Regions from separate parts of the Mus musculus genome. Here regions 1 and 2 are each linked to region 3. Evidence: chromatin loops called from intact Hi-C (ENCODE). Cell type or tissue: heart. All regions are shown on one strand.

Region 1 (8,000 bases), 350 kb before region 3:
CTAAGATATAACACCGATGACAGGACAGAGTAATAATCCTTCCCAAGTCCACCTTGGAGAACAATGGGGTTTATCTGGCTTGCTTTCTGAGCATGGAAGGGGTTATTTATAGACATGTGGGTGACCCTCAGACAGCTGTGCTATGGAAAATTCTCACTCCAGCATGGATGACGACTTTCCCATAGCCATGGACATGAAATTCCTCACCAGTTAACCCTCTGTTTACTGTATAGTCAACCATTTCTTGAAACCATGTGTAGCTGGGGCAGAAATACAGATAGCTAGAGGGGACGTGCCGAGCGTATCTGAGATAAGAGGGGAGCGTCTGATGACCCCCCTTTACCCCCTCTTTCTATGAGTAGACGTCTAATGTCTGATAATAAGATCTCTTTCAGGCAGTCACAGCTGCACTGGAGAAGATGGCACCAGCCTTTATGCTCAGAGGGCATCTTTCCACAGTACAGATAGACATCCTAGGTCTACATTGCCTGTGGACAACCTACTGCCCAACGGAGCCATGGCTGGCCTTGTTGCTGGACTTGGAAATCCTCAACTATGAGGCAGAGACCATGTTTTGCTCCCCTTTGATGTCCCAGAGGAAATCAAATTCCTTTTGCAAAAATGCAAAGATTGTTGACTGTCTTAGTCAGGGTTTCTATTCCTGCACAAACATCATAACCAAGGAACAAGTTGGTGAGGAAAGAGTTTAATTTGGCTTACACTTCCATACTGCTGTTCATCACCAAGGAAGTCAGGACTGGAACTCAAGCAGGTCAGAAAGCAGGAGTTGATGCAGAGGCCATGGAGGGATGTTCTTTACTGACTTGCTCAGTCTGCTCTCTTATAGAACCAAGCCCAGAGATGGTCCCACCCACAAGGGGCCTTTCCCCCTTGATCACTAATTGAGAAAATGCCTTACAGTTGGATCTCACGGAGGCATTTCCTCAACTGAAGCTCCTTTCTCTGTGATAACTCCAGCTGTGTCAAGTTGACACAAAACTAGCCAGCACAGTTGACCATACCACAGTGGAGAAAAATGAAGGGAATCTATGTTTAGCTCCTTTAGAGACGTTTTAGACAGGGAATCATCTCCTACCCTGTTGGGAGTATCTTTTTCTATCATTTATATCACATAAAAGGTTGGGAATATTTTTGTTGTTTTAACGGTTGACCTGAAAATTCATCCTGGATTAAGGTTAGTTTTTATTCAGAAGAATAACTTAATCCATGGTTGAATAAAAAAGTGAGAATGTGGGCTGGAGAGGTGGCTCAGCGGGTAAGAGCACTGACTGCTCTTCCGAAGGTCCTGAGTTCAATTCCCAGCAACCACATGGTGGCACACAACCACCCATGATGAGATCTGATGCCATCTTCTGGTGCATCTGAAGACAGCTACAGTGTAGTTACATATAATAATAAATAAATCTAAAAAAAAAGTGAGAATGTAAGGGACAGCAGTTGTCGGCTGTTACACTCAGAAGAGTCTTGTCTTGGGTCTTCAAAGGAACGCTCAGTGAAATAGATGGAGGTGAGCCACCTGTGTATCTATTAATACATACATAATTAAATGAATGTGGCCCATACAGAAGTGAACGATTATTTGGCCTTAAATGGAAGGACATATACACACAACAACACTGATGACCTTCAAGGCATCATGTGTTAAGGAACAAGAGTATTGTTTGAATCTGTTCCTATAAAGTTCCTAAAGTAGCCCAAGTCATAGTACTAGAAGGTAGAGCTATGTTTTCCCAGTGATGGTGCAGGAGGAGAGATGAGTTAGTGTTTAAAGCATACAGAATGTCATTTGGTAAAGATGAAAAACCCCTGAATAGAGATAGTGGTGATGGCTGTACAACAGTGAATGTTAGCTTTGTGGTTATTGTAAATCCTGCCACTATGCACATGGAGGCACGGTGTGTTTCTGAGCCCATATAAGCTACTTTCGTGTCACTGTGATAGGATTCCCTGACAAGAAGCAACTGTTAGGGGTGAAGGTTTGTTTTGGCTTATTGTTCCAGATAGAATAAAGTCCACCATGTGGGGAAGGTGTGGAGGATGGAGCATGAGGTAGAGAGAGAGAGAGAGAGAGAGAGAGAGAGAGAATGAGAAAGAGAGAGAGAGAGAGAAGCTATCAACCTCAAAGACGACCCTCGGTATCATACTCTCTCGGCAAGGTAAGGTTCCATAAGCTCCCCATAAGTCATTATCAGTTGGGGACTCCATGTTCAAACACGTGACCCTATGTGGGACATTTCACATTCAAACTAAAAGTCCCCACTTTCAGTTTTGGGGGCTATGAGCTTGTTAGATTACTGGATCATGTTGTAATTATTACTGGATCATACTGTAGCATTTTTTATGAAATGCCAAATAGTGTTATTTTGGTACACACACACACACACACACACACACACACACACACTTGCTCAGTTTTGCTAGTTGTTTCTGTAAGACAAAATTCCAAAGCATAGAAGTAGAATTGGCTATTCAAAAACATTTGATGTCTATTGCAAGTTTTACCTTAAGTCTCACTGTATTAATCTACATTCCTATTTATAGTACTTTATAGCACTGAAGGCCCTTGTTTCAAGGTGTGTTAGCAAATTTTGCATGATGAATTCTTGGCTTTGGCAGTTTGGGTTTGGGTTGCACCAACTGGGAGCCCTCTCATCATTTATGGCCATTTGTAATTATTCTCCGGTGGCTTTCCTGTCTTTATCTTTTGTCACTTCCCCACTGTGATATCTTTTTTCCTAATGGCTTGGTCTGTGCAAATTACAAAAACTATCACTTTGTCTTTGGTGATTTTTTTCTCCTTCCTTCCTTCCTTCCTTCCTTCCTTCCTTCCTTCCTTCCTTCCTCTCTCTCTCTCTCTCTCTCTCTCTCTCTCTCTCTCTCTCTCTCCCTCCCCCTCCTTCTCTCTCTTTCTTTCTTTCTTTCTTTCTTTCTTTCTTTCTTTCTTTCATTTTTTTAAAACTAGTGTCTTCTGACCATACTCAGGAGTGTTTTTAAAAGTAACTTCAAAAGTCAATTTGTATTGTAATATAAATGTATTATAAATATAATCATTTATTTATTTATTAGTAAATTATTTTACTATAATAAACTATAATAAAATTAAATTGAAATTATTTAATTATAAATATAAATTGTAATATAAATGTATTCTATTATTTTTACTATGTTTTTATATTATGTTCTTTTTTTTTTTTTTTTTTAATTTTTTTTTTTTTTTTTTTTGGTTTTTCGAGACAGGGTTTCTCTGTATAGCCCTGGCTGTCCTGGAACTCACTTTGTAGACCAGGCTGGCCTCGAACTCAGAAATCCGCCTGCCTCTGCCTCCCAAGTGCTGGGATTAAAGGCGTGCGCCACCACGCCCAGCTTATATTATGTTCTTAAATACTCCTTTCATTTTGTTATTTATTAATAAACCCACTTTTATTTGTTTTCAGTGCTTTAATTTGTGATCGACACACCCACTGAATCTCCATGTTGGTATGAGGAGAGAAGTTGGACGCTGGGTCTTTTCGTCAAAAATCGGTTGTCTGTCTCTTCCCTCACTGATCTAAGTTGCAAAGATGAGTCAAATTAAAGCACCACGCTCCTCTTTATTTGCTTTCTGTTCCTGCCTCTCATCTGCTGATTTCATAACATAGTATTTTATTGTGGCTTCATAACCCCATTAAAACATATTAAACATAGCCTTTCCCTCCACGACCTTTACTAATATTTTGGTTGTTTGCGGCTATTTTTGCTCATATATTCTTGCAGATGAACTTCAAGAACAATTGCTAAAGTTTATTAAACTCTACTGGGGTGCTATTGAATTTACAGATTAATCTGGAGAAATTGACATCTTTAAAATACCGAGTCTTTTTCATCTGGGAACAAAGCACTTTACAAATCTATTTATCTAAGTCATTTTAATTAAGAGTTACCTCTTGATTGCTCTCAGGTGAAGACAAGTTCCAATTTCGAGTTTTTGTAAGAGCCTCCTGTTCTGCTTAATTATCTGCTTTGTTTTTTTCTCGACTGTTTTCCTCACCCTCATCCACGGAGTATAACGCTCATTAGCATTGGGACGCAAACGCGCTAGAAGAAAAACATTTCACTGAACTTCTGCATGGAGGAAGGGAGGATGAGATCCCGATCGTCAGCCATACCCATCTGGGATGGATGGGAAGGAATAAGTGCATGGAAGGAGGGACAAAGGGAGACATAGGAGGCCTGCGGAATCAAGTGTACCAGACCCTGTTTCCTAAAGAACCGGAAATCCCATGATTGACTTATTCATTTGAAATGTTGTTGATTCCTAGAAAGTGAGAAGCAGCCAGGCCTAAGCATGAACAAAATGAGTCCCTGTCCTCAAATATAAATGATATTCTTGGGATGGCAGAGTTAATGATAATATTTCAAACTGGAAGGAAGAACTATATTTAAAAATTTAACAGCCAATAAGCTTTGGGTAAATAAAGCATAAAGAAAATAGGGGATCTCTTAAGAGACGATTGTAACTATTTATCAGCACCCTGATGACGTCATACAAATGATGCTGTCCTCTGTAGCTCCTACAAGATGGATAAACTGCTTTTAAATTGCATTAAATTGACAATAAAAGGCCAAAGAATGAAATAAACGCGTTTTAAAAAAAGAACGTCCCAGTGGCCACTAGAGGGAACAATAAGCAGCATTTCTTCCAGACATTTGAGCAGAAGAATATTGCAGAGAAATGGGAGGCAATTGGAGGCAGAGCACTTGAAGCCACCTCAATCACTTTTCTGGGAGAGCAATGGCTTTTAGAAGCGGTCATCGTGTCTGACATCTAACCCCGGCGAGGCATCAAGAGCCTTTCGAGGGGAATGTGTGTCTTGGTGGAAGTAAAGTGAATCTATCAATGAATACAGAAGTGTTTCTAAGGAGTTCATTAGGAAAGCTAAGCCTTGATTCATATGCAGAAGTGTGCCGCCATCTCATTCATTAAGCCTGTTGATTAAAACCTCTTCAAAGATATCCCACCACCACCACCTTCAAAAACAGAAATGAAGGCATAGGCTTATTTTTTTTAATTTATTTATTTACATTCTACTCTTTTCCCCCCTCTCCCTGGTCTCCTCTCCCACAGTTCCTCATCCCATTCCTCCTCCCCCTTGCCTCCCAGAGGGTGCTCCCCTCCACCAGGCCTCCTCCTTCCCTGGGGCCTCAAGTATCTCTAGGATTGAGCACCTCTTTTCCCACTGAGGCCTGGCTAGGCAGACCTCTGCAGTGTTTGTGCCAGAGGCCTTGGATCAGCCAGTGTATGCTGGATGGTGGCTCAGTCTCTGGGAGCTCCCTGGGATCTGGTTAAGTTGCGACTGCTGGTGTCCTCTTCTTCAATCCGTCCCCTAATTCAACGGTGGGGTCCCCGACTTTGGTCCAATGGTTGGATGTAAGTATCTGCCTCTGTCTCAGTCAGCTGCTTGTAGGGTCTCTCAGAGGACAGCCATGCCAGGCTCCTGTCTGTAAGCACAACATAACATCAATAACAGGTTTTTTTACAACCTCAGGAATCAACGTTCTGAGCCAGCAGTGCTTCCAGGGAGAGCACATGCAGGGCCTGCCTCCCTCGCTGCTGAGATCGCAGGACAGTAGTTCAGAGCACTTGACAAGAAGCACTGTCTTCAGGAGGGTCTAAGAGGAGTAGGTGTTGTGTGGTCCTTTTCTTTTTTTAGGTTGGGCCATCCAATGCTCACCTGAAGTATTTCATGTGGAAAAATTGTCTTTTATACAAGATTCCACCTATTACCCATTATAAATACCTCCATCCTTTACATCTTAATTATTATTCTACATTCCAAACTCACTATGCTTTTAAAAGAGAAACACACACACACACACACACACACACACACACACACACACACACACAAAACCTTTGAAACATTGGTGATCTCAATTACAAGAGGAAATAAAACAAGCTTATCTCATTAGAAAAGGAAACTCCAGAAATCAGCCTTGCCTAATACTGCACAACGCTTTACAACTGACTGATTATTTTTCCATCTGGTCATGGAGGTCACTGCATCCGAGTAAGGACGTAGAAACTCACATCAGTGCAAGACCTCATGGGAATCGCCCTGGTTGGTAAAGGGAAGGCCTGGAAGACCGGATCCTAAGACCTTCATCATCCAGACCTGTGGGTACTTTGTTGTTCTTCGTGTTGTTGTTGTTTGTGGATCATCTACAACTGAGATAAGCCAGTGTAGGAATCCTAAGGGCATACCTCTCTAGAAAAACTTCAGGTTTAACACGAGGAGGGTTTTTCCGATTGGCTGTGAGTGCGCCTGTGTGCCGTCACGTGTCATTTTGGTTTCTCAATTACTTACTTTCCCAGGTCCAGTTTATAATGTAGACATAGCACCCAGCTAATACCTTGCAAAGAGATAATTCTGTGTCTTCAGCAGTTGAATGCCCTTGGTTTTCATTATATCATCATCCTGCTTTGATTTATTGATTTTGTAGAAAACATTCTCGAAGCCCGCAGAGCTGCCGAGTGTGTGCTCAAATCCTTTCAGCTTTTGATAAAGGCATTTGAATAATATACGCTGTTTATCCATGTTGCTACTCCGTAATAATAATCTGCCTGAAGTAGATACTGTGTTCCTCAGCTTTGTGTCACTGTGACAAATTATTCCAGTGGTATCACCTCAGAGGAAGGAAAGGTTTATCTTGGTCCACAATTTCAGAGGTTCCAGGCTGTGTTTGCATGGCTCTATTGCTCTAGGCTCCAAGCAAGGTAGAATAGCATGACAGGCAAGGTAAGATGGAACAAAGATGTGTACTTTATTATGGTCAGGACGTGAAGAGAAGAGGAAGGATAGGGGAGGAGAGTAAAGGAAGAAGAGAGGGAACAGGAACCAAACATATCTTCCAATGTGTGTTTCCAGTGACCCACTTCCTCCAACCGGGCTTCATTTCCTACAGTCCTCATTGCCTCTCAGTCCTTATGTATGGATCTATTGTGGCTCCATTGTTCAATGACTTTAGAGTCTTCACTATCCAATTGTATTCCTTACTCTTCACCTCTGAATTTTGCAACCTTGGGGACTGAGCCTTCAACATATGTGCCTTCAGGGGGATAGTTTCTATTTTTAATGTTTTAAGTATCAGCAAGAAGGAGGTTGTATGAAAATGGGATAATGTTTTCTGTACACGACACATCATTACCCAAATATAGAAAGCTGTTATTGATGAGAGTCTTTTCTGACACTCCCTAATTTACATACAAACTAGATTACTTCTGAACGCATTTTCACGACATTATTGATCATCTCATTTGAATGGTACAGTGAAGTTTTCCTAGAATTAATAATTTTTTATTCAAGATATTTAATATATCTTTAGGCCTGCCATCTCTATCACATACCCATGTTTATAAAATCAAACTGGATTAAAATCATTTTCCTAATATATTCAACTGTTTAATTTTAAATACTTAATTTTAAAAAACGTAATCCATTTGAAATTGTCATAGCCATCACAATTGATGTGTGTACCTTGTCTTGAGACACACTGATTGAGTAGAGACAGTTCCCACCTAGGAAGTGTCATGCTTGATATTGATGGTTGATATGCACAGGCTCTAGAAAAATCTCGGAGACAAAGCTCTTGCATGTCTGTGAGGAGTTTTCTAACTAGGGAAACTGAGGTAGGAAGACCCACTCTAAACATGGGCTGTGTCCCAGCACTGAGAGAAAATGATAAAAGAAGCTGAGCACCAGCATCCATCTCTGCCTCTTCCTCTGCTCCCCCTCCTCCTCTCCCTCCTCCCTCTTGATTGTGAAAACATTGTGACAGTTGCCTCCTGGCATACTATGCCTTCAAACTGTAGAGCAGATAAACACATTTTTCTTGATGTACCTGAATCAGGTATCGTGTCACAGCAACGAGAAAGCATCCTGTACAACGACTTACTATGCAAATACTGCCACTTCATAACTTTGATTATTTGTAAATCTGAG
Region 2 (8,000 bases), 740 kb before region 3:
GAAGTCATCACCTGTTCATGAGTGAGGTGCATTTGATCCTGTTGTATGGCAGTCTCTTCTTGAACTCCCACAGCTGCCTCTAGTTTTGTGGACTTGGCGGTGGCAACCACTACCATGGATGCAGCAATTTCCTCAGTTTCCTGTCTTATCTGACATTGTGGAGTAAAATGAAGGTTTGAGTTTAAAGGTCCCATAAGGAACAGTAAGACGGCCAGGCCATATTCAGAATGCGGAAGGCTCAGTGATGAGGTAGAAAATGTCACACCCCCTGTGTCAGAGGTCTAAGTGTGGGCTTACCACCTGCCGCTGCTTTTCTGAGCAATAAACATTGCTGCCAAACTTAATAAATTATGCCAGGACTGAAAAGGTGATCTCTTTGGGCTATGGCTGTTGTTGCTGAATGGCTGAAAACTGAGGTTGGCTGAACTCATCAGTCTGCTATGTTGCAATGGTCACAAAGATTCCTATGCTCCAATCTTGCCTGGCCTGACTCCCAGGCCACACGAAGTCCCTTTTGTCCTGAGGACAAGGTAAGGGAAACCTGGGCAGATGACTATGGTTAGCCTTTTTATAAGTACAATGTTCTCAAAAGAAAGTAGCTCTTAGATCAGACAGGAGCTCTGAGGACAGCATGGGTCAAAGAATTCAAAATAAAAGCTCCTGTCCCTTCAAGCTTGGTGACAGAGGGAAGAAAAGTAGTCTTCAGTGACATCAATCTCATATATATATATATATATACACACATTCATTGCATATACATGTGTTTATATACATATATATCATACATAGGCTATGTCTTCCTATATCCTATATGTTTACTTCAGTGTTTATCACCCAGGAATTATGGGTGCTGTCTTCTCTAATGGGCAACTGCTGCTTAGTTAAAGTGCTTGGGGCTAAGGTGTGTGCATGTGTGTCAGCAGGTGAGCATAGATAGGTATGTGTCTTACAACTGCACAATGGCTAAATGTCCCAATCTGAGTGACGGAGGACTCAGGTTACATGTGCAAAACTGATGTGCTAGTGGCTAGTGGCAGAAGTGCGGTGCACCTTCTGTTTATGTCTGATCTGAAGTTCTAGGATAACCTCCAAAACTGTTCGAGCACAGTTTACGTGCACTGCTCACGTGGACACAGAACAGTGAACACAAAAGAGTTCTAACCCTGGACACTGGTCAACAGTAGGAGGAAGAGACACGAAAGAGAGTCTGGTCTGAAGCTCTGGGTATAATGTACACACAGCTGATGACTGGAAATGAGCCATTTGTAAGGATCAAAGCCAGACTTACTGTTTCTTGAGTTATTCGCTTTTGCTCTTGTTTTGTAGTAATTTCTCCCGTGATTCTAGTTTCTTGCTCTTTGGCTTTGGTTGCGGAGATCACTACCTTTGGTACAAATGCTTTTTCAGTTTCTTTTCTTATCTGCAATCAATGAATAAAAACAGGACCTTATTGTTTCCAAATCTACAATGGGGCTAACCCAGCATCAGATCCAACAAAGTAGGAAATCGAGAGAGTGAACCTCCCTTTCTGATATCGTTAATTAAATCTTCACATCTTAATTAATACGAGCACATTTGTTTGCTCTCTGAACCATGCATTAGTCTCTTTAGGGGAAATGGAATGTCGGACTCAGGACTGCTTGTTTTACAGACAGTGGCTACCTACCTTAGCAAGATTTGTGCCTTCTATAGGTGGTCATATGGTAATTTAATTAGGTGCTAATTCTATCAGCCAAAAGTAATCTTACACCTCAGAATATTACTACGGAAGTCTCAAGGAGTAATTTTGCCTGGCTCCTTACTTTAATGTGAAAATCCAAGCATAATTTACAGTCTGCCTTCCTACTCTATTTTGTCTTTTTTTTTTTTAAACATACAATAATGGTTTTGAATATCAAGGCTTGTCTAAAATGGAGACACAATTTTGGTTACTATCTTGGTCAATGTATTGCTCCAATCCTGAGCCATGGAAGGATGTTTCACTTCCATTTGATGTCTAAAGAGTAAGTCCTTCCCATCCTTGGGTATCTTATCACTGAACCTCAGGACCACAGGGCAGAAAGGGACTTGAAAATTAATTTTCTCAAATTATCCTATAATCAACTGTCTCCCCTGACCAACAGTTCTACCAACAGGCCTTCTCCCATCTGTCCACAAGTGCTTTTTAGTCCAACCTCTCACTATTCAACCTACTACATGTAGGTATGTATGTCATACATCCTATATGAAACCCATGTGCTAATGTCCAAGGGGTCAGGAAGCGGCACCAAGCTTTTAATGTAGCATATTCTGTTTTCCCTTACATTCTTGCCTGTTTCATCCACAACACCTGCATCATCTTTCCGTTCTCACTCTGCCTGTTCCCTATCCATAGCCACACATTTAACCTATAATCAGTGTAAATGATTTACACTATATATATATGTTAGATGAGATGAATCCTCATTTTATTTCCAGTAGGAATACTTAGTGACTCTAAGGGGCACTGGTGTCAAGTGCTCAGGAATAGACATACATGAGAGGAGGATGCTATTTGTGTGAAACTAGACACGTGGCCCTAGAATTAACCTGCTTCACAGTAAAAGGTCATCTTAGGTGTTGGCACATTTGCAAATCAAAGTTCACCCCACCTGCTCATGAGATATGTGAGTCTGCTCTTGCGTTGTCACCATCACTTCTCTGGTTCGTGATTTTAGTTCCTGTTCCTTGGCTTTATCGGCAGCAACTACAACCTTGGTTACTGCGGTCTTCTCCGCCTCTTTTCTCGCCTGATTTTCATTGACAAAAGAAAGGAGCCATTTCAGTCCACACCACTTGGAAGTGTACGCTGCTACATCAGGACCAAGCGGTAACAATCAACCCACAGGACAGGGAGGAGAGTGAGAGAGCTTTTAGACTAACAGAGCCTGTTTACACATGAGGTGGCCTTGCATTTATATTGCTTTGCAGCCGAGAATCAAAATGTCACATTTGTTTTGAGGAAAGTAAAAGCCGTGGTCCTTCCGGGAACTTAGAGAAATCTAATGCCAACCCTTGAAAATGTAGCTTCCACAACTAGCTATGGAAATCTGCACTCAGATTTGACCTGCCTTTTGTTTCATGTCTGCCAGGCTCCCACAGTCCCTGGATGCCTTGAAAACAGTAGTTAACTTTTGCTCGCCTCACACAGCCCAGGTATTTCTTCTGACCCGGTCTGCTCCTGTGATATTTACAGCTTAAACACATTTGATATTTCTAGCTTCCTCGGGAAGCTTTTAAAGCCTGGGCCACTGCCTTCAGCACTGTGTGGTTCAGCAGGGGATTTGTATGTCCAATTACTAAGAGCAGAGTTGAGCCGGGGCCGTTCTAGCACCCCCTGGTGGCTTTGTGCTTACCTGTTCTTGAGCAGGTTGTATATGCACAGCAGTCGTGGTTGTCCTCTGAGCAGTTTGCTCTACAGCACTGATGGCTGGTTCTCTCACTCTGGCCATATCAACAGCAGCAACGACAGTCGCAACAGCTGCACTCTTGTCTGTCTCTTGTTTCACCTGTATCAACAAGTACAATGCTTTCTAAAACAACACCCATGGTAGAAAAGTTACAAACCCTTAATGACCAGGAAGAGCAAAATATATGCATATGTAATTTACCTATCATTGCCCAGAAAGACAAGGCCAGCACCATTAAAATTCATACATTATGCCAGCCTCACAGATTAGTCTTTGACTCAAAAAAGATGCTTTGATAAAGGACAACCATATTGATTGTAGTTTTAGGCTCCTATGCATTTCCTCTCTAACCTGTGCAGTCCATGCCTGAAACTGGATCAGAGGAACCAGAAGATGAAATGGAGAAAGGAAAGGGTTCTGACGGTACCTCCTTAGTCCCAGTGGTGATGGCTCCTGCCGTGAATGACGAGCTGACCGACGCACTGGCCGCAGCAGCCGCGGCTCCACTGATGGTCACTTGCTCCTGGACCCCGTATCTCCCTTCCCACCTCTCTTCTCTTCTGATCTGGGTAGAGCTTGTCATTGTCGTCTCTCTCATCTCAGCCTCAGTCGAGGAGGCCACGTAGCCCTCTTGCTTCCAAGGGGGAGGCACCTCGGGGCCTGTGGCCATGGTGGTGGTCTGAGTCTTGCGAATGAGCAGTGGCGACTTCACGGATCTGATCGGGGAAGTGGAGATCCTCCCCGCTGGAGACACGGACCTGGAAACCCAGCGGCAGAGGTCAGAGCGTGGGGCAAGGCACCCCAGCAGGTGTGGTGCGGATTAGATGGTGGAATGGAAATTTGGCAGCACTTTAAGGTGCGGCGTTAAAATGTGAGTTTCCATAACCTATCTCGAGGGTACATCACGAACCTGAAGCCAATTTGTTTTAAATATCAATAAGCCCCACATTTACTTAATTCTAAGTAAGCTAAAGATCTGTGTGCCCCATCTCATTTTCAGGCATGGTGGGGGGGAGGAGAGACAGTAAAAGTAACTCCCTTAAAACATCGCCACAGAAAGGACAGTGTGTTCCCAGCTTCAGTTGGGCATGAGAGACTATTTTGTGGGTGTTACATGGTTTTAGTAACCGAATGCTTGTGCCATTCTCGACTAAAAATAACCCACACGTCCCCCTCCTTTTGTCCTCCCCACCCTCCCCCTTGTCCCCTTTCCCCTTATCTCTCCACAGTCGAAACCACTTCTGTATCTTGTGAATTTCCAGGTCAGGTGGAAGCTTTCTTGCTGAGCTTTGCAGAATTGTTTTGGGAACTGGCTGAGCTCTGCAGCAGGGGACTGCTGTTCTAGCCCAAAGTGCTTGTGGTTAACTCTTTTTAATTCCTCTGAGTTTATTTCTAACCTCACCGTCCCCTTATTGCACTGGGAACGTCCTTTACATAATATTAGGACTATCTGGCAAATCAGCTACTCTGAAGCCTTTTCATTACATTGATAAAGTATCTTCTTCCAAAATAGTTTTCACTGGTTGCCTTGTGTGTGTGTGTATGCAAAATGCAAATAGGAGCTATCAAAGGCTGTGGGCACTGAACGCTGACAATGGTAGCCCAAAAGCTAGATTGTTATCGTTAGCAATCATACTAAGTACAGATCAGCTATCTGAACATAATAGGTTTTTCAAGATTAATTTTCAATTAATTTGTTTTTCCCTATTTTACCTCTTGGTGGCAGTGTTGCTTTACAAATTCTTCACACGGGGCCATGTTTATCAGTGTATTCCGGCACTTGCTTAGGGTATTTAGTTTACATCAATCATAAATAAAACAATTCTCCCAATTAAGCTGAAGGTCCAGTAATATCTTCTTTAAAATACAGAATAATTTTGCAGAATATTACATCAGCCTATTTCATCAAGAAACATTTAATCATTTTCTTGTGAAAGGCCGTGTGGGGAAAAAAACCCAATTTACATTTTAGGAAAGAAATTGTAATCAAAGCTGAAGGGTGGGCTAACAAATATGGCTCTACCGTAAAAAGAAATTGTCTTGGAAATAAAACAAAGACCAGGTTAGAATGGTGTGGAGTCCACGTCAATGGAAGAAAGGCAGAGAGGCAGAGCTTCCTAGTTTGGACTTGCTTTGTTCTTGCTGTTCCTTACTAAGTGGGTTTAATTAAGAAAGAGCTTGCGACATGATTAGCATTATGTGAGTGATTAACAGCGGGCTTCAGGTAAGCCCATAACTGTGAAAATCAATGTAATTTGAGCCATTACCAGAAAGTGCTTATTTTTGCACTTACAATAAAAAAAAATAATCACTCGGTCACAGCTAGCGACAATGCGCCTCGTCCAGTGAAATATGCTTGCTTTATCTACAACAAGAATCAAAATTAAGCCGTGGAACATTTTAGGAAGGAGTCGATCCGGGAAAACCATTATTTTCTTCACAAGCTGGCATTTATATTTTGTAATTATTTTAAAGCAAAATTTGCAGACTAAGTCACCGAATCCCTACTAATAGACTCCCAGAAGGCTAAGATGTCTACTGTGCTCCTTGGCGGTCAGGAAATGTCTGTAATTCTAAATGACCCTCGCATTGAGTATGAGATACAAGAAAGCTGTTACCTCCCAGCGATTACATTTGGCCTGTGTTGTGAGTGATTTCATGGTATACAAACCAGTACACAGCCCGAAAGTAAACACATTAAAAAAAAATGATAGGTATCTTTTTAAAACTGAGCTTTGGTTAAGATTTTGTGTTAGTTCTGGCCAAATTATCTTCAATTATTTTTAAGTGACCAAAACAAAAAATTAGAAGACACTTAGCATGTTATGGTACGTTTTTGAGCATTCACATCATTCCCCACATTTTAAAATTTGTACTGCATGATTCTTTGTTCCATCAGAAATTAGTTGGTGGACTCCTAAATACATCTGGTAGTCGGCATTGTCCCTATTTTCTGTTCTTTGTTACAAGTCCCTCCTATGTCGCCCTCCAGTACTGCCTGTGTGTAGATGGCTTACAAGGTCTTGTTCAGTTAACCCTGCAGCCTGGCCAGCCTGCAGCCTGTTTCTGGTCTGGCATTGTTCACATTGTAGCTAGTTGATGTTCTCTGTGAGAAGGCAGCAACAATGACTCGTCTTCAGAAAGGAGCATGGCTTTTTTTTTTCTCCCTCACATAAATGTACTATTCAGTCAGACAATGACCTTGCTTTTTGCCATAGAGGTGTCTGAATTTTCGTTGGGGATCTGCAAGCCTATTTTTAAAAGCTCTCCCCTATAAACATTTCCTCTAACTTTTTCGTTTTTAGCAAGTGCTTAATTCATTTATTTGTGTGCACGTGTGTCTGTGTGTGTCTCCGTGAGTGTGTGTGTGTGTGTGTGTGTGTGTGTGCGCGCGCGCGCAGGTATGTAGAGGTTAGGGAGTCAGTTCTTTCTGTCCACCAGTGAGGTGCCAAGGATTGACCGCAGCTTGGTGGTGAGCGCCACTGCCCACCAAAACATCTTGCTGGCCTCCCTTTAGTTTTTTAACCTTAATCAAGATACCACTTACTCTGTAAATCGTGAGGCTGAGCCTGGCTTTGCCTTCTTCCTTACAGACACCTAATTAGGCCAGTCTTATTTGTGAAGTAAAATACCCTTCCCCTTGATTAAAAAACAAATCCCCTATACACTGAAATCTACTCCTGTGCTCTCTAGTCTATCTGTGTCCTTAATGTGCTGGTCTGCTGCTCTCCATTTTACACAGTTGGGCATCAATACGGATCCTCACATACCCAGGTGAGCAATATTCCACTAGGCTATACCTTAGACCCATCATATCATTTTGATTACAGTGACTTTACAGTGAATTTGGATTTTTTTTTTTTAGGCCAACTATCTCATTATGGCACTTTAGTTTTCATAGCAAGAGGACTTGATCTATATCATCTTAATTCATTTGAGTTGATTAAAATACATTGTGCATGGGGGGGTGTGCTCAGATTTCGTAGAGTTTTTTTAGCTCATTATATTAAAAGCCTCATTATAGACTAAATCTCAAAGTTTCAGTTGCCATGGGTAATTCCTATTTGATTGTATAATTTCTGAGCACTGATGATATAGGCTCACCTCAGAAAATACCTACATTTTAGCTAAGAGGAGAAATCCACTTCACATTTTTAGATAAAATAACATAAACATGTGGAAAATATTTAGAATGTTTTCTTACTATTTGAGAGTACGAGCATCTTGGATAATGATTTCCTATTTCCTAGGGATAGCTTCAACTGATGAGAGCTCATTGATTCCTTCCAAAACACTTCAAGTCAGTCTGGCTGGCATTCCTTTTATTTTATGGAGGACACACTAAGACCATGGGAAAGCCCCCTACCTCCTTTAGCTCTGGTTTCTTGCCAAGAATATTGTGGAATGACTTTTTTTTTCAGGGGTCGAGAATATTTAATGAAATAACAAACACATGGGAGCTTAACACAGAGGCTATAGACCATGTATCATAGTGATTGTTATATTATTAAAATGAGTGCCGCAGGTCAAACTAGAAGCAAGTAGTCTGGATATTAGACTTCAGGGAGATTT
Region 3 (8,000 bases):
CTTCAGGAGACCTGGCTTTAGCACCCATGCGGTGGCCTACAACCTCCTGTAACTCCAATTCCAAGATGCCCTCTTCTGGATTCCAAGGGCACCAAACATACCCATGGTGTTCATACATGCATGAAGGTATTCAAACGTACACATAAAATAAAAATCAAAGAATCAAAAACATTGGCATGTATTCAGTTTGTTTTTATAAAACATTTACTTTGTGATGCATTTCAGATACCAATATTTTTGTATTTCTGGAAGGTGACCCTCCATTTGCACCATAAATGACTGGCATGACATATCCTGCAAATCTGGATCAGTAACCCTAATCAGGCACACTAACATTTCTGTAGCAAAATATGCATATTCATATAAGACAGAATAAGTAAACATTACAATTAACCTCAGATCAGTTCAGGCCAATTTTCCCATCAGTATGAATTATGAAACTCCCTGGTTTCTGGAAGTTCTCAGGTTGCAAGATTTACAGAGTAAAGGCTTTCTGCTTAAAAGCTCAGGCTTGGAAAGTGGTACCTAAGCAGGACTTGTCTTGCATAACTAAGACTTGGGAGAGCAGTGGAGCTTGAGCAGGACAGGCACAAAAGAGAAGACCCTAGGAAGGCTGAGGTACAAAGCTGAGCAAAAAGGTGGCAGTAATACAGGGTGACAAAACTAGGACGTGGGGACCTCAGGCAAGAAGCAGCCATCCAGGATTACTGAGCAATGACAAACCCCACCCATAATATCAACCACCCACTGATTACTTGGTGTAAGGCCGGTGTGTGTGTGTGTGTGTGTGTGTGTGTGTGTGTGTGTGTCTGTGTGTGTGTCTCTGTGTGTGTGTGTGTGTGTGTGTGTGTGTCTGTGTGTGTGTGTGTCTGTGTGTGTGTGTGTCTGTGTGTGTGTGTGTCTGTGTGTCTGTGTGTGTGTGTGTCTGTGTGTGATGTCTGTGTGTTTGTGTGCAGGGTATGGGAAGGTCAAAGCAGGACACTGGGTGCTCTCTATTACTTTCAACCTTGTTGCCTTGAGGTCTCTCACTGAAGTGGAAATATGTGCCCTGTGTTAGGCTGGCTGGACAGCAAACTCTCAGGATTTGTCTGTGTCTGCCCAGTGCTGGGGTCATAGACAAGTGCATCCATGCCTAGCTTTTTACCTGGATGCTGGGAATTTGGAATTAGATCCTTCTCCTTGGAGATCAAGCACTCTTCCATTCCAAGCCATCTCTCCAGTCCCACTACATTAAAGTCCAGAAGAAATAGTAAAAGGAAGAATGCACTTTCGGAATGAGTATACAGCATTGGGTTTACACTTTTTCTAGCTCTTTTCTCATTGTACTCACACACAACGTATCTAGAATCACATCGCATGCGACACTGTTAACTTTCTATCTCATTTGCGTCTACTATGGTAGTAGTTACATGCTCTACTATGTGTAGACTTCCCAAATAATGTACTTTAAATGTTATTTTATATTTTTATGGGGGTGGGTTTTCTGGTTTTGCCTGCATGTGTATCTCTACACCATGTGTGTGCCTTGTGTCCAAGAAACCCACAAGAGGGTGTCGGATCTCTTGCAGCTGGACTGACAGATCACTGAGTGACAGATCACTGGACTGACAGATCACTGAGTGACAGATCACTGAGTGACAGATCACTGAGCGGCAGTGCTTTAGCCACTGAGCCATCTCGCCAGCGCCTTGAATAACGTATGTTCAAAAGGAAGCCTAGTTCAGACCTTTAGCACAACAACGCTTGAATTTCACTTAAGCCTTTGATCCTACAGGACACTAGCCACTGTCTTAGAACATTTCCTAACCACCTTTTGGGAAATAGGTTTGCTCTGGTGGGGAATTCCAGAGGGGAGGGGTGTGACCAGAAGTCCTCAGGGTTTGGGGGTCTACTCGTAAACCCTGGAACGTGATTGTAGAGTCAATTTATAAGGGAAGGAGAAAAACCACATGTTTCTGGTGTTTTGTGTTTTTTGTTTGTTTTTACATGAGTCCATATTCTCTCTTTAGCTACCAACGTGAAATTTAGACGGTTTGATAAAGTTATTTTAACTTGTAAAAGTACCTGGCTTTCCTGGGTGATGTGAAACACGGAATCAAATCGCAACACCCTTACCTAAAGGTCATGCTCTCCTGACACATACTTCTAACGCATGTTCACACAAGAATAGGTGAACGTCCAGCATCGGGAGGACAACAGTCTATGGGCTAACAAAGCAGGCTCATATGAGAGTGACCCCTGGAAATAAAGTGGGTCAACACACCATGAACGCTGCTATGCTCAGCCCATAAAAAATGCAACAACTAGCCCGCACAGCTCCTCCAGACTTTTCATCTTTTGAGAAGTAATGTACTTCACAGTTGGCCCAAGAACCAGCTCCCAGAAAAGACAAAGCCAAATACCAACGCCACAGCCGGCTGTGACAAGCCACAGGGATTTCTAACTGAGGCAGCCTCCTTCCCTTGATGCTGTTAGCGTATGAAAGCAGAACATCGGTGTGAAAGAGTCAAGTCAGTCAGGGTGACAATACATGGGTCCCATGGCAGAGAGTGAGCTCATTAATTTTACATCACCATTGAAACAGCTACCCAAAGCCTTTCGTTCTAGATCATTTTAAAAGTGATAACATTTATTTTTCAAGAAGGCATCTGGGCTTTAAAAATACCTTTGATGATTCAAAACACTCACCACCAAATGCTTGCTCTGATGGCCTGAGACTTGATGTTCACACAGAAAAGTGTTGCTATTTATTTTTCAAATTTTAAAAATTGATGCTTGATGCTAGACAGCCCTTATTTTTTTAGAAAATAAAATATACAGGAAAGTTCATAGCCCAAAGCACCCTACACGTTTAACTCCTTAACTGAAAATAAGGCCAAACAGTCCTTTTAATTTTTTTAACTTTTCTATTTACAATCCTGTGTGTATTCATTCTGTGGGATCCTGAAGTCATATAATTAGCACCTTTGTTTACCGTTTTAACCCCTGAACAGCTGTGGAGCTGTTTTATGATGATTTCAAGTCTACCTAACTGGTAGTTGTAAATCTGGGACATCATCCAAACTAGCAAAGGGTCTCTCAAAGGTGAAGCATCTGGGGAACTGGGGTCACAACTTCAGCCTGCATCCTATTTCCAAAGGACTCTCATTAATAAGAGCCTCAACCCCAGTAATCGCTTCAGTAGGACTCTCAATTAAATATGTCTGGGTAGACAGATACGAGCCACCAATAGCATCCTTGCTTGAATATAGTCAGGATTTTGTAAAATACTTCAAAATTAAACAGTCACCAGTATGGGTGAGACAAAGACTCAGAAAATATACAACATTCCCGATGGTGTGTGTCACCTTCTGAGTTCACATCAGTGAGAGACAGTTCCTGGTTCTCTCATTAGGATCTAGGAAAAAATGGTAAGAGAATAAGAAATGCTCATGTCTATTCTCAAAAGTCCAAGAGCAGGGGGCCTTTTCCCTCTCTAGTCCATCATGTCATGAAAACTCCTAGGCCCTGCTCAATAACAAAACTGCATGATCATTATTGTAAGAAAAAAGTCCTTTTAGGGAGAAAGTACATTAAAACTAGTTTAACTATCTGCCTCACACTAAAATGAAACTGATAACTTCTTCAATTATTTGTTATCTTTTCATCTTGGGAAAATCTAATCAGGACTGGAGACGACTCAGCAGTGAAGAACACTGGCTGCTCTTCCAAAGGACCAGGTTCCATTCCCAGCATCCACACAGCGGCTCAGAACTGTCTGTAACTCCAGCTCTGGGGGAGCTGGCATCCTCTTCTGGCCTCTATGGGCACTGGGCACACACAAGGTACAAATACATATATATATAGGCAAAACACTCATACACATAAAATAAAATAATAATAAACGAAAAAGAAAACCAACAGTACACAGTATAGAACATACCTGTAAAGACTACACTAGGGAGTTGGAGGCAGGAGGATTATCATAAGTTAGAGGCTGTCCTGGGCTATATAATGAGACTCTTGTCAGGATTCTTTTAAAAGAGAAGAAATGGGGAGGGAGGAAGGTAAAAGGCTTCACCTGGAGTCCCACGTGAGTGTGTTCTACTAGCCCTGTCTGCATCGAGCACACAAACTTAGACATTTTCAATCTCCCTGTAATATTTCTCCATAAGAGAGGTGAGAACAAATCATTTAAGCAGCCATCTTTATTCTCCCAAACTGGAGAACTAGCTTTCCTTCCACTTCCTCAACAACACACAAAAGACTCCCCTGTAGATTTCCTAGCGCATATAAGAATGCTTACAAAGTCTGTAAACGTGTTTCTGCCTCTGTGTGCATATCCACACACAACACTCATCCTTTTGTGTGGTACCTCCTTTTCCAAACTCATTAACGGAAGTTCCACCCACCTTTGGGAATAAGACAACTCCCTCACTTTGTATAGACTTTGGGCACCATCGTGTGGTCAATCTGTGTCATTGCAACTTCAAACTTGAAGTTTAAATCTCAGGTTTACATCTAATGTCTGGGAAAATGCACGTGAGGATAAATTTAGCATCTTAAGTCTACATGAGATGCAAGATGAGAAACAGAGATCTGTGCATCCCACATCCCACACATATTTTACTGGTCATAGTATCCAATACAGTGTCTCGCCCCCACAAGCTGTTCAATAGCACTTTCTAAAACGTAGACTAGGAAGAAAATAAGGGAACAGTTTGAAATAAAAACCATTCAAGAATTCTTGGGGTAAATGAAGCACATATTCTTTATTCATTCTTCAACTGAAGGACATCTAGGTTGTTTTCAATTTCTGGCCATTATGAATAAAGCTGCTATGAACACAGTAGAGCAAGTGTCTTTGTGTGGTGGTGGAGCATCTTTTAGATATATGTCCAGGAGTAGTACAGCTGGGCCTTGAGGTAGAATTATTCCCAGTTTTATTTTTTTAGCAACTTTCAAATTGATTTCCAAAGTGGTTGTATAAGTTTGCACTCCCCCCAGCAATGGAAGAGTGTTCCCCTTGCTCCATACCTTCGCCAGCCTGTGCTATCTCTTGAGTTTTTGATCTTGGCCATTCTGACAGATATAAGGAGAATCTCAGAACCATTTTGATTTGCATTTCTCTGATGACTAAAGACATTGAACATTAGGTGCTTCTTGGCCATTCGATCCTGCTGTTGAGCTCTGCACCCCATTTTGTAACTGGGTTATTTGGGTTGTTAGTATTTAACTTCTCCAGTACTTTATAAATTTTGGCTATTAGCCTCTGTCAGATGTAGGGTTAGTGAAGATATTTTCCCAATCTGTAGGAGGCCATTTGTCCAATTTATGGTGTCCTAAGCCTTGCAGAAGGGTTTCGGTTTAATGAGGTCCCATTTATTGATCCCTGACCTTAGTGCCTGAGGCACTGGTGTTCTATTTAGGAAGTTGTCTCCTGTACAGAGGAGTTCAAGACTATTCCCCATTTTCTGTTCTATTAGATTCAGTGTATCTGGTTTTACATTGAGGTTTTTGATCCATTTGGACTTGAGTTTTGTGCAGGGTGCTAAATATGGACCTATTTGCATTCTTCTACATTCAGACATCCAGTTATTTACACAAAGGAATACTACACAGCCATTAAAAACGAGGACATTATGAATTTTGTAGGCAAATGGATGGGACTAGAAAATATCATCCTGAGTGAAGTAACCCCGATCCAAAAGAACATTCACAGTATGTACTAAATTATAAGTAGATTTTAGCCATAAAATAGAGAATAGCCACGATGGAAGCAAAAGGAAGGAGGAGGGGAAGGAGGAGGAGGAAGAAGAGGAGGAGGAGGAGGAAGAGGAGGAGGAGGAGGAGGAGGAGGAGGAGGAGGAAGAAAGAAAGAAAGAAAGAAAGAAAGAAAGAAAGAAAGAAAGAAAGAAGGAAGGAAGGAAGGAAGGAAAGAAAGAAAGAAAGAAAGAAAGAAAGAAAGAAAGAAAGAAAGAAAGAAAGAAAGAAAGAAAGAAAGAAAGAGAACCCAAGGGAGGATGGCTGAATATTTCTCAAAAAGAGAAAAAAATATATATATGGGAGGTCAATGGAAGGAGAGACTGAGTATAAGGAGGGGTGGGGAGGGGAGTGGGATGGGGCCTGGAAGATCATATATAGGGGGAGCAGGGGAGAGAGAGGGGAAATCAGTGGTTGGTGGGGGAATACAATCTTTAGGGTGTGCCACAAAACTGGGAGGGCTCATAGGGTCTATGGGGGCGACTCTAAGCTGAGACTCCTAGCAGTGGAGGAATATGGATCCTGAAATGGCTACTTCCTGTAGACAGGCAAGACTTCCAGGGGAGTGATAAGGACAGCAACCTACTCACAGAACCTTCTACCCAAAATCATATCCTGCCTACAAGATGTTCATGGACAAAGATGGTGCAGAGACTGAGGGAATGGCCAACCAATGACTGCTCCAAATTGAGACCCATCCTGTGGGCAAGAACCAGTCCTTGACACTCTTAATGATACTCTGATATGCTTGCAGACAGGAACCTATATAACTGTCCTCCGAGAGGCTCCACCCAGCAGCCAGTGGAAAGAGATGCAGAGACTCACAGCCAAACATTAGATGGAGATCAGGGAGGATTATGGAAGAGTTGGGAGGACTGACAGACTTGAAGAGGACAGTGACTCCACAGGAAGACCAACAGAGGCAACTAACCTAGACCCTTGAGGGCTCCCAGGGATCGAATCACCAACCAAAAAGCAAGCATGGGCTGGACCTAGGTCCCTTGCACATATGTAGTAGAAAAGCATATTGGTCTTCATGCCCCCAACAACGGAGGAAGGGCTGTCCCTGAATCTGTTGCCTGCCTGCCTGTGGACTCTGCACCCCTAAATGGACAGCCTTGACTAGTCTCAGTGAGAGAGGAAGTGCCTAGTCTTGTAAAAACTTGATGTGCAGAGAGGAGGGGTGGTGGGGGGATGACAACCACAGTAGGGCTTCCCCTTCTCAAAAGGGAAGTGGAAGGCAGAGTGGAGGAGAGGACTTGTGTGAGGGGGTACTGGGAGGAGAGGGGGGCTGATATTGGGCTGTAGCATGAGGAAGGAAGGAAGGAAGGAAGGAAGGAAGGAAGGAAGGAAGGAAGGAAGGGAGAGAGAAAGAACAAACAGAGGGAGGAGAGAGAGAGAGAGAGAGAGAGAGAGAGAGAGAGAGAGAGAGAGAGAGAGAGAGAATACCAACCAATCAATCCTGGGGGTGCACAGACTCAAAGCTTCCCCATGTTTCACCTGGAAAACCTGCTCCATCATCCTAACCCCTGCTGCAAAGTGGGTTTTAGCACTTACCTTGTCCTGACCCCGAAGTGTCCATGTCTTAAACTCAAGCTCAGTTTAAAATTCCAAAGCTGAAGAGATGACTGTCTAGTCAAAGGAAACCCGGCGCTTGTCTGACAACCTGAAAGGGCTGCATGTGGCAGCACACTCCTGTAATCGTAGCATTGCTGACACTTGGTAAGACAGGAGGATCCCTGGAGCTTCCTGAGCAGCCCATACAGGCCAACCAGTGAGCTAGAGTTTCAGTGAATGTGCGCGCACACCTGAACGGCAAGGGCAAGGCGCCTCTTGTAGAACGTAAGCAGGGTCATTTTCCATCACCAAGTTGGGTTGCCCTGGGACTGGCTGACTCTGATGGAAGCCATCACTGCAGCCTCACTCCTCCTGACGCACTGTGTTCCTTTGCCATACTCTCTATAGAAGGCCCCAAAGCAGAGGCTGGCGGTCAGAATGAGCTTGGCTCCTGATGGCACCAATTGCCCAGACGTATACATGACACCACTGGTGGCCACCCACTCGTGAGCATGCAGAGTCTGTAAGAAAAACCTACCTGAGCCCAGCACACAGTTCTGACCCAGAGAATGGGGATTATATGAAAATCATATTTAAGGGGGGGTGTAAATCTGTTAAAGTCGCTGCCCATCTTTTCAAACTTCAACTATTTCTACCTCTCTGTTCCAAGTCCATCTCTCCCTTTCAGAGGTGCCAAACCT

What was found. Peaks named below come from ENCODE experiments on the same cell type or tissue, not always from the same donor. Only the 100,000 strongest peaks of a DNase experiment are listed, where the experiment ranks them.
Region 1: it touches region 3 in a loop (9-fold over the local background); 13 of 42 quality-filtered maps call a loop at or near these places.
Region 2: it touches region 3 in a loop (10-fold over the local background); 13 of 42 quality-filtered maps call a loop at or near these places.

The regions. Positions count from the first base shown.
Region 1 is chr2:77,352,303-77,360,302 of GRCm38, forward strand. No RefSeq gene overlaps it. Among named protein-coding and RNA genes, the nearest start is that of Gm35317, 32 kb to the left of the region's middle. In heart, a CTCF peak has its summit at 4,679 (motif pointing right); no DNase peak of the experiment used is centred here; H3K27ac peaks cover 724 bases.
Region 2 is chr2:76,965,766-76,973,765 of GRCm38, forward strand. Ttn (titin) reads right to left here. Exons shown (of 313, transcript NM_011652.3): 7 at 3,856-4,186; 8 at 3,375-3,527; 9 at 2,631-2,768; 10 at 1,289-1,420; 11 at 12-149. Among named protein-coding and RNA genes, the nearest start is that of Ttn, 13 kb to the right of the region's middle. In heart, CTCF peaks have their summits at 3,360 (motif pointing left) and 5,147; a DNase peak (open chromatin) is centred at 3,376; H3K4me3 peaks cover 364 bases; H3K27ac peaks cover 636 bases.
Region 3 is chr2:77,705,025-77,713,024 of GRCm38, forward strand. The region is part of intron 3 of Zfp385b (zinc finger protein 385B); the gene reads right to left. Among named protein-coding and RNA genes, the nearest start is that of Gm35431, 56 kb to the right of the region's middle. In heart, a CTCF peak has its summit at 4,445; no DNase peak of the experiment used is centred here; H3K27me3 peaks cover 250 bases.